Regions from separate parts of the Homo sapiens genome. Here region 2 is linked to region 1. The links are chromatin contacts, found by Hi-C or POLR2A ChIA-PET in ENCODE. All regions are on one chromosome and are shown on one strand. Each heading gives the region's core, a stretch centred on a gene start or an enhancer-like site at or near the end of the contact. The rest is flanking DNA. Distances are from core to core; before and after follow the strand shown.

Region 1 (4,332 bases), core at 1,337-3,836:
TGTGCATTGGCTTGAATCCTCCCTCTCCTTATTTCACAGATTCTATTTTCTTACATTAGCGTGTGATTTTTGCTGGGCTGTTGGATGCTATTTAACATGCTAAGCCAATCTACTTACTTGTAATGCTCATCACTAATAGGAAACAAGATGCTGGCCTCACAAGGTAAACTGGCCTCACTCAGTTGACAAAGTCCCTTGCACTGATGATCAAAGATTGTAAATGGATTAAACAGGTTGACGGTGTCAGTTCCAATTTTTTGAGCTACCAAATCATCTTGTCAACAATTAGCATCTACAAAATATGAAGACGGATACATCACTGTTTCAGAAAAGACTGAGGAATTCTGGGTGTTGCTCTGGATATGACACAGATTTCTCCCTTACCACTGCTTTGTAGTGGCTGCTGAAATTAAGGCTTGAATGCTTTAAGAATACCTATTGAACCTCCTCTAGGTGTCAAGGATATCCAGGATTTAGCAGAGAACCAAACAGCCTGTGCCTTCGAAGAGCTCACAGTCTAGAAAGGGGTGGTGGTACTTCTGTGCTAGAGAAGAGAGGGGGGTTCTGTATATTTCCTAAATGCCCCACCAGAGGGGCTAAAGGGGGAAGGTTGCAGAGTCCTCTGTTTTGGCTTCATGCTGCAGTGCCTGACTCTGCCTTGAAGGTGTCTTGTTCAGTGGTGGGATCACTCTGCTTGTTGGTGACAACCTGGGTATAGAGATGCCTTCTGAGTACATTCCTTAGATGTCCTCCCTGTGCTCCCACTCCCCTGTCCACTCTTTGGGGGTTAGCATCATCACTGTCCATGCCCTCCAATGGGATTAGCTCCCTTCCTGACCCCAGGGATCTCTTACAGCATGGAAGTGCATTTCTCCAGGTCCATTTATTCATCTGTTCATCCTGCAAACATGTACTGGCCGCTGACTGCTTATAATGTCCGGTGCCAGCGCTTGGGATTAATATAGACACAAATTAGACATGAGTCTTGCCTTTAAGATGCTTAACATTCATGTCACCCACTTAAAGCAAGGGTGGACTGTGGGAGGGCTAGTGATAAGCAGGGTGAGATTTCACTGGCAAGAGGCACTGATGCCATTGGAAGGGGCTGGGTTTGTGGGTGTGAGAGTGGTGGGAAATGTAGGGCAGGAAGAGAAAATGGTGAAGCTGCCCTTTGAAGGGTTTGACTAGGTGAGGATGGGTCAGATTCACCCTGACACACCTGGCCAGGGCTGATCCTAGTCTGGAATTAGATGTCTGGGTTCAGAACCCATGCTATCTGTGAGACCATGTGCAAAGGTCCTCACCAGCTAGGCCCCATTACCTCATCTGTGAAATGAGATACACATAGTTCTTCCTTCCTGGTGATTCCCTGGAGATTTGGCCAGCTTCGTATGATGCTTTGGGCACAACCCCCAGCATGGCATCAACTCTTGATCAGTACCAGCTAGCTGCCATTGCTGTTAGCCAATCCGGGGAGAGAAGGGACTTTTCTGACACTGCGAGCTTGGAACAGGCGTCTAGTACCATATATTTAGGAGACTGGAAGGGAAAACTTGACCATTTCTTTGAGTTGTAAACTTGCCTGGTAGCAAGGAGGAGAAAAAGGTGAGCAAGTCCCATGTCTAAAACCCTATTAAAGGCTCTTTATTTTTTCCTGGCTCTAGGGCTGCGTTTTCTACCTGTTGTTATGAAAACATGGCCTAAAATATCTCTAGCCAAGCAGTCCAGAGCCCATGGGAACTGTCAAAACTGGGATTGGAGCATAAATATGAAATGACACGAAGCTTCATGTTCTGTTATTAAACTTCACAGCTAGAATTTTTGAAAGCAAATTATCTTGTAGAAATATTCTTGTTACGTTAAACTGGAAATGAAAATAACTTATTTATTTGCTTAGATCAAATTGTTGCATGCAAAGTTAGGCTGTGTTGTTTTTCCACTGCCAAATGCTTTGACGCATTCCTTTAACCAAACAGTTTAAATGTGAATATTAGTTAAGATGCATCAACCACAGTGGGTTGTCAGCCTCCTAAGGATTGTATCCTTTCAAATGGGTCAATGAATAGAGATTTAAAATAGAAGTCAGATACTTTAATGTTTTTCGCATTCAACCAAGAGAACAATTTGCTTGCAGATAGTAGGGGTATGTTATATGTGATTGATAAATGAGCTTATTTACGGCAATTTGGGCATCCCCTGTATGTGCCGTAGTTTTCAGAAGCACGAGCAGGTGTTATCAGGGCTTGGGATGCACCTTCATGGCCACCAGATGTCACTGTTGAGTCACAGAAGCACAGCCATAGGGGCTGAGAATCTTTGGTGGGGAGGACGTTTAGGAAAACTTTACCTTGCCAAACAGCTCATTCTTTATTTTAAATATCTGCCAAGCCCAGGATCCCAGGGCAAGCTTAGCTGAAGTCAGGAGAGTGCTTTAGAGTATGGAACAAAATTAGGGAAATAGGAAAAAAATGCAGTATTTGCTCTTTCTGTCTTTTGGAGATTCTCCTTGTCGCTCAATCACACTTGTACGCCTGCTCTCTCCCCATTCCCAGCCCAGAGCTAAGCAGTAAATGCACTGAATTGGTTAGACCCTTGCAAAATCGCAGAACACCAGAGCTGGCAGGGCTCACAGGCGTCAGCTAGCACAATGTCTCAACTCAAGTGCAGGGGCGCCAATAGGAGGAGGAGTTGTTCAAAGTCTCTGTTAGCTTTAGGCTGAGGATCTCTCATAAGGATATTAAATAAAGGTATAGCACAGCGGTTCTTAAAAGTGTGGTCCCTGGACCAGCAGAACTAGTATCACACGGGAACTTGTTAGAAATGCACATTCTTGGCCTGCACCCCAGATCTACTGAATCAGAAAGGCTGGGTTGGGGTTTAGCAATCTGTCCTTTAACAAGCCCTCCAGAGGATTCTGATTTGACAGAGGGAAAAGCTCTACTGATAATACGGGTAGGAGAGCTTCAGTTCCTACTTCCGGGTGCCATCAGCATCTCTCCAGGCTCTGGGCTCTGAAGATTATGGTTAATTCACAGCTTCTCATTGGAGCTTGACCTCATCTACACATTCCCTGGGAAAAGTGTCTCCCTTCTAGACATGACTATATTGGGTTGAGGTATCAAGATACTTCTCTTCTATGCTCCCCATTTTTTCCCGGCTCCACCTTCCAGCCATGGAATACAGTTGACTTAGGATGCTCCCTGGTAGCTCCCTTTTGGGCAGGAGCAGCTGGAGCCCTAGTCAACCCTTTCCCCTCCTCTGCTCCCTTATCCCCCTTATACTTCTTCCCCTGTGTCTCGCACTTTTCTATTTCAGGAGGGAGAGCTTAGTGCTATTGAGAATCTACCACGTGCCATGTGTTTCCACATGTTCTTGGAGCTCTCACAACAAACCATGGAAAAGAGAGTTTGACCGTCGCCACTTTTTTTTTTTTTTTTTTTTTTTTTTTCCAGGCCGGGAAACGGCCAAGGTCGCACTGGCAAGGACTTGTGTGCACAGGGAAATTTCAATGGTCCTCCTTCAAGTTAATGGGGCTTTACTTTCCTCCCAGGCTCTCTCTGCATTTTTAATGAGACTGCAAGTCCCAAGAGGGAAGCCAAGTAAGCATTTCAGATTCCTCTGCCTGGATCTGAGGGCAGAGACTTCTAGGGGGTTGGGAGGTAGAAGAAGGGAATCCCTGTGATTCCCCACAAGGTGCGTTCCCAAGAAAGAGTGCCTCTTCTGTGCTTGGAAAATGGTTAGATCCTGAGCGTGGTCTCCCACAGAAAGAAGTATTCCTTAGCTTTCGACATCACTTATGTTGTCATTTTCCAGCTACTTTTAGGACTGCCCATTTCCTATATTATGTGTTCTTCTAAGGTTTAACCTCAAGTTAGTGTAATCAAAGATTTTTTTCTGCTACATCAGGTTAGATTGGCTTTGCAAATTCTGGCATCCTCCTGTTTCCTCTTGTTTGAATATATGTTAAAAAAAAAACCATAAAAACAACAAAACAAAATAACAAAAAAAAACTATTTATCTTATTTTGGTACTCTAGTTTTTAGGAAAGGCCTGATCCTAATCATGTTTGGATGCACACTAGGAAAATACTACTTAACCTTTTTCTTGCCTTTTTAATGTCTGCTGTTCCTTTTCTTGTAGCAAGTGATACAGAGGAATTGCAGTGAAGTTACCATGAAGATAAAGGTAAACCCACACAAATGACCTCCAGCATCTTCTGTCTTTAGCTTTTCCTTCCTAGCCGACACATCTTTTGAGTTTTAGAACATTTACGTTGTTTTATACTCCATCTCATTTTGAGGCTTTCCTCTTTCTTTCCAGGCTAGTTCTTTG
Region 2 (4,332 bases), core at 772-3,271, 1.1 Mb after region 1:
ACGTTTTATGAAAGAGTTGCATAATCCAATCAGAGACCATTTCCCAAAAGGAAAATTCACAGCTAAATGGAATGAAAAGTATTATCTGAACTTCACTAGCTATTGACTCCACCTAGTCGTTCAAGAGGAAAGCGAATGCTTATACATTGTTAGTGGAAATGTAAACAAATACAACTGTATGGAAAGGAGGATGGATAGTTCTCAAAAAACTTAGAATAGAACTACCATTTAATCCAGCAATCCTGCTACTACTGGGCGTCTACACAAAGGAAAAGAAGCCACTGTATCAAAAAAACACCTGCACTCATGGTTATCACTACGTATATTCATCACCACACCATACATACATACACACACACAATGGAATACTATTCAGCCATATAAAAGTATAAAATCAGCCGGGTGCGGTGGCTCACGCCTATAATCCCAGCACTTAGGGAGGGTGAGGCAGGTGGATCACGAGGTCAGGAGATCGAGACCATCCTGGCTAACACGGTGAAACCCCGTCTCTACTAAAAATACAAAAAATTAGCCAGGTGCTGTGGCAGGCACCTGTAGTCCCAGCTACTCAAGATGCTGAGGTGGGAGAATGGCATGAACCCGGGAGGCGGAGTGTACAGTGAACCGAGATCGTGACACTGCACTCCAGCCTGGGCGATAGAGCGAGACTCCGTCTCAAAAAAATAAATAAATAAATAAAGTATAAAATCATGGCTTTGGCAACAATGTGGATGCCATTATCTTTGGTGAAATAACTCAGAAAGTCAAATACTGCATGCTCTCACTTATAAGTCAGAGCTAAATCATGTGTACACATGGACATAGAGTGTGGAATAATAGACTTTGGAGACTCAGAAGGGTGGAAGCGTGGCAAGGGTGTAACGTGTGAGAAATTGCTTAATGAGTACAATATATGTTACTCAGGTGATAGTTACACTAAAAGCCAAGACGTCAGCACTCTGCCACATGTCCGTGTAACGAAACTGCACTTGTACTGTTAAATCTATACAAATAAAAAAGAAACTGAATCTTTGCCAAGTTGCTCCTAACTATGTCTGAAGGTCCTCTGGTGATATCTCACACCGGCTCAGAACCAAGACAGTCGGCTCCCTTGTCATAGCCATTGGGATTTCCCTCCTCCATATCCCAGGCCCCCACCCTGATGGGCACCATTGCACATGTCAGGCCCGCCCTGATGGGCACCATTGCACATGTTAGGACCCTTGGCTGCTGGCTCATGGGAGCTGGATACCAAAGCATCTGCTGGGACAGGAGAGAATGCCTGAACCCCTTTATTCTGGTAGAAGAGTATCTAACCAACCAACAGAACTGTATGTTTCTTCTTTAATGTGAATAACTGTGAAAACAACTCTTTTCATTTTTATTTATAGCTCTCTCTCCCCCTAAATTCACACATGCATCTCTGGGGCTGGAGATCAGCTCAAGAGATGGACACCCCATTGTTTCCTGAAACACTCTCCTCTCTAACCATGAAGTCTTATTCCTGGACTAGCCTATGTATCTGCCTCTCCTCTGCCCATCACCCATGCTCATATCATTCACATTAGACCTTTGTATTCTGGGTGAACTGGGGAGATGTGGCCCTTGGGTTCACTTTGATTACTTCCTTGTAAAAATAAACGCTTAATAGCCCTGCCCACTAATTTTTTGGATATGATATTTTAGGCCCAAGCCGGGAGTCATCCTTCCATCACTCTATATTTGGAAGAGGGAAGGATTTGTGGCATCAAATATTTAAAAATAAAAGTAAAAATATTAAAATTAATTGAGTAACTTAATTAAAATAATAGTTTAAAGTGGCAGCAGGGCAAAGGAGCATTTGTAGCTTCAGAAATGTAGTGATCATTCTACAGTCTTTTGAAAAGATAAACCTGACAGGAATTTCTAGCGAAAATGAAAATTGGTGACGGTTGAGCAGCTGCAAAGCAAAAGTGAAAAAGTCCTTGAGTTGTCCTAGCACAGAACGTGCTCACCAGCGCCGTTGGATCCTATCCCTGATACCAAAGGATCCACTGTGAATAGCCCAGCAATTTTTAGCACTGCAGCTGAGTAAAACAGAGTGGCAGATCCAAATGTCATTAAACATTTATAATTTCGGGGAAACCCTTATTTCAAATCAATTCTTCATAACCATTTCCTCAGTAAATTCATTCAACAAGTATTTATCGGGCAGTTTCTATGAGTCAGATAATATTATAGGGGCTGGGGATATAGCAGTGACCAAGACCATTTAGAACTCTATTCTTAAGACATTGCCACCTTCCTGGGAGGAGAAAGGTGCCAACAGAAATGGATAAGCCAGATAATTTAAGTTTCGGATAAAATAAAACAAGGTACATTGTTTTATTGACATAAGGTCAAGAAAAGTCCTCTCTAAAGAGGTGATGTTGAAGCTGAGCCCAGTGAAATAAAGGAGCCTACCAAGTAAAGGCATGGAGAAAGGATGTTCCAGACGCAGGGGCCAGGAAGTGCAGAGACCTGAGGCAGGAATGACCTGAGGGACGGTAGTACCAGGTGAGACAGGGAGATGGGCAAGGGCAAGGGCAAGATCGTTCTGAGCATGAGTCAACAAACTATGGGCCATGGGCCAAATGTGTCTCTCTGCCTGTTGTTTTTTAAATAAAGTTTTATTAGAATACACATGTGCCCCTTCATTCATGTATTGACTATGGCTGCTTTCGCACCATATTGGTAGAATTGGGTAGCGGGGACACAGACTGTATATTCCACAGAGGCAAAAGTATGTAATACCTGATCCTCTGCAAATAAAAAGTTTGCAGACCCCTGGCTTAGAACTCCATACATTTTGATTACATTTTAAACTTAGTAGGAAGCCCTTGGGTGGTTTTAAGCGAGGAAATAGATATGATTTTACTGCTGAAAAATGACTTGTGCTATTCTGTGGAGAGAGAAATAGGGAAACAAGGCATTTCAATGTTCTAGGCATGAGAAAACCATGGCAGCTACGGAGATGGAGAGAAGAGATCACATAAAATTTTTACAGCAAGTGTGTGACAAATCGGAAAATTCTAAATATTGAGTCATTTTATGATGCCAGCTTATTATAACTGATGCCATCTATGTGGAATTACAATAATACTGTAAGCCTTAATAGGTTTATAAATTTTCTGCAAGTATAAACCAGAATCTACCTTCAGTTCTCTTTCTCAGCAACACAGTTAAGACCAGGAGAACTGAATGGTTTTCTCTTCATCCTTCAACTTCCAACATTTAGCAGAGTCCCAGGCACAAATTATCCACCCAATAAATTCCACTGGATGAACAAATGGCTCCAAAGGCCAGAAAGCCTGAATCCCGATAAACTGTTTTTTAATTCAATTTTTAAATAAATGGTTGTATTTATTGAAAATGTATTCATTCTTTCAACAAATACCTTTAGAGTACCTGCCGTATACCAGGTATGCTGTTTAATGAGGATGGGGTTGGAGGGGGTGAATGCATGAAACAGAATGGATGCTGACTCTGTAGAGCTTGCAGACGAAAGAGGAAGTCAGTAAATAAAGCATCACTGTTACACAGGGGAACGTCAGTTTTCAACTGCTACACAGGGGAGCATCTCTCTAGGATTAAGGGAGGGAGATGATGCCTGTCCCAGGGTAACACAGCAGTGGTAATCAGCTGTATATTTTTCTAGCACTATTATGTACTGGATACTGGTCCAGGTTCCACACCTACCTTTTAAAGCAGTCCTTACAAACGTTTGACAATTGAGGAAACAGACACTCAGGGAGGTTAGGTGACTCCGCCGTGGTCACACAGCTGGTGGGTGATGAAGCTCAGATCGAAACTCAGACCTGTATGACTCTAATTCTTGTGCTTTTTCATTTCATCCCCATCCACAACACCCACTGTCCTTTAACTATTTCACCCGTGATGATGTTGCAAGTAATTCCAAAGTTGCTACCTTAAATGTAAGAGAGCATTTTCTTACACAGATGAGTGAGTTTATTTATTTTCATGTGTGTGTGTGTGTGTGTGTGTGTGTGTGTGTGTGTGTGTGTGTGTGTGTGTAGATGAGAAAGAGAAAGAGAAAACCACCAACCTTCCTTAGTCATTTTATAGTAGCCCAGCTTGCCAGGTAACTCCACGCAGCCCATCCTTACTGGTGGTAACCTCAAATAAAGCCAGATTCTCCCCCTAGCGGTAGTTTGAGAGATGCTCAACAACTCGAAGATTCATAAAGCATGCTGAGCCATCCATCAGTCAAGACAGGCCACAAATGTCAGAAAAGATTGATAATCAGCAGGGAGCTTGATAAAGCAGCTTTTACTGCAGCACCCTTGCTCTAAG

What was found. Hi-C counts contacts between places; a loop is a spot of excess contacts on that map. ChIA-PET counts read pairs that join two places held with the same protein, here RNA polymerase II (POLR2A). Pooled maps may share reads with other maps.
Region 2: a map of B cell shows a loop between it and region 1 (36-fold over the local background). The contact joins two enhancer-like sites. A Hi-C loop is called at or near these places in 6 of 168 maps with a recorded cell type or tissue (B cell, CD8-positive, alpha-beta T cell, IMR-90 and 2 more), 5 of 37 single-sample maps with no recorded cell type and 21 of 50 pooled maps. POLR2A ChIA-PET finds 5 or more read pairs at or near these places in 1 of 52 experiments (MCF 10A).

What each region holds. Positions count from the first base shown.
Region 1 is chr16:82,261,430-82,265,761 of GRCh38, forward strand. No RefSeq gene overlaps it. Among named protein-coding and RNA genes, the nearest start is that of MPHOSPH6, 93 kb to the left of the region's middle. Within about 2 kb of position 2,587, at least 2 of the 41 ENCODE cell types and tissues checked have a DNase peak (open chromatin) inside an H3K27ac peak, as active enhancers do.
Region 2 is chr16:83,352,213-83,356,544 of GRCh38, forward strand. The region is part of intron 6 of CDH13 (cadherin 13); the gene reads left to right. Among named protein-coding and RNA genes, the nearest start is that of CDH13-AS1, 45 kb to the right of the region's middle. Within about 2 kb of position 2,022, at least 4 of the 41 ENCODE cell types and tissues checked have a DNase peak (open chromatin) inside an H3K27ac peak, as active enhancers do.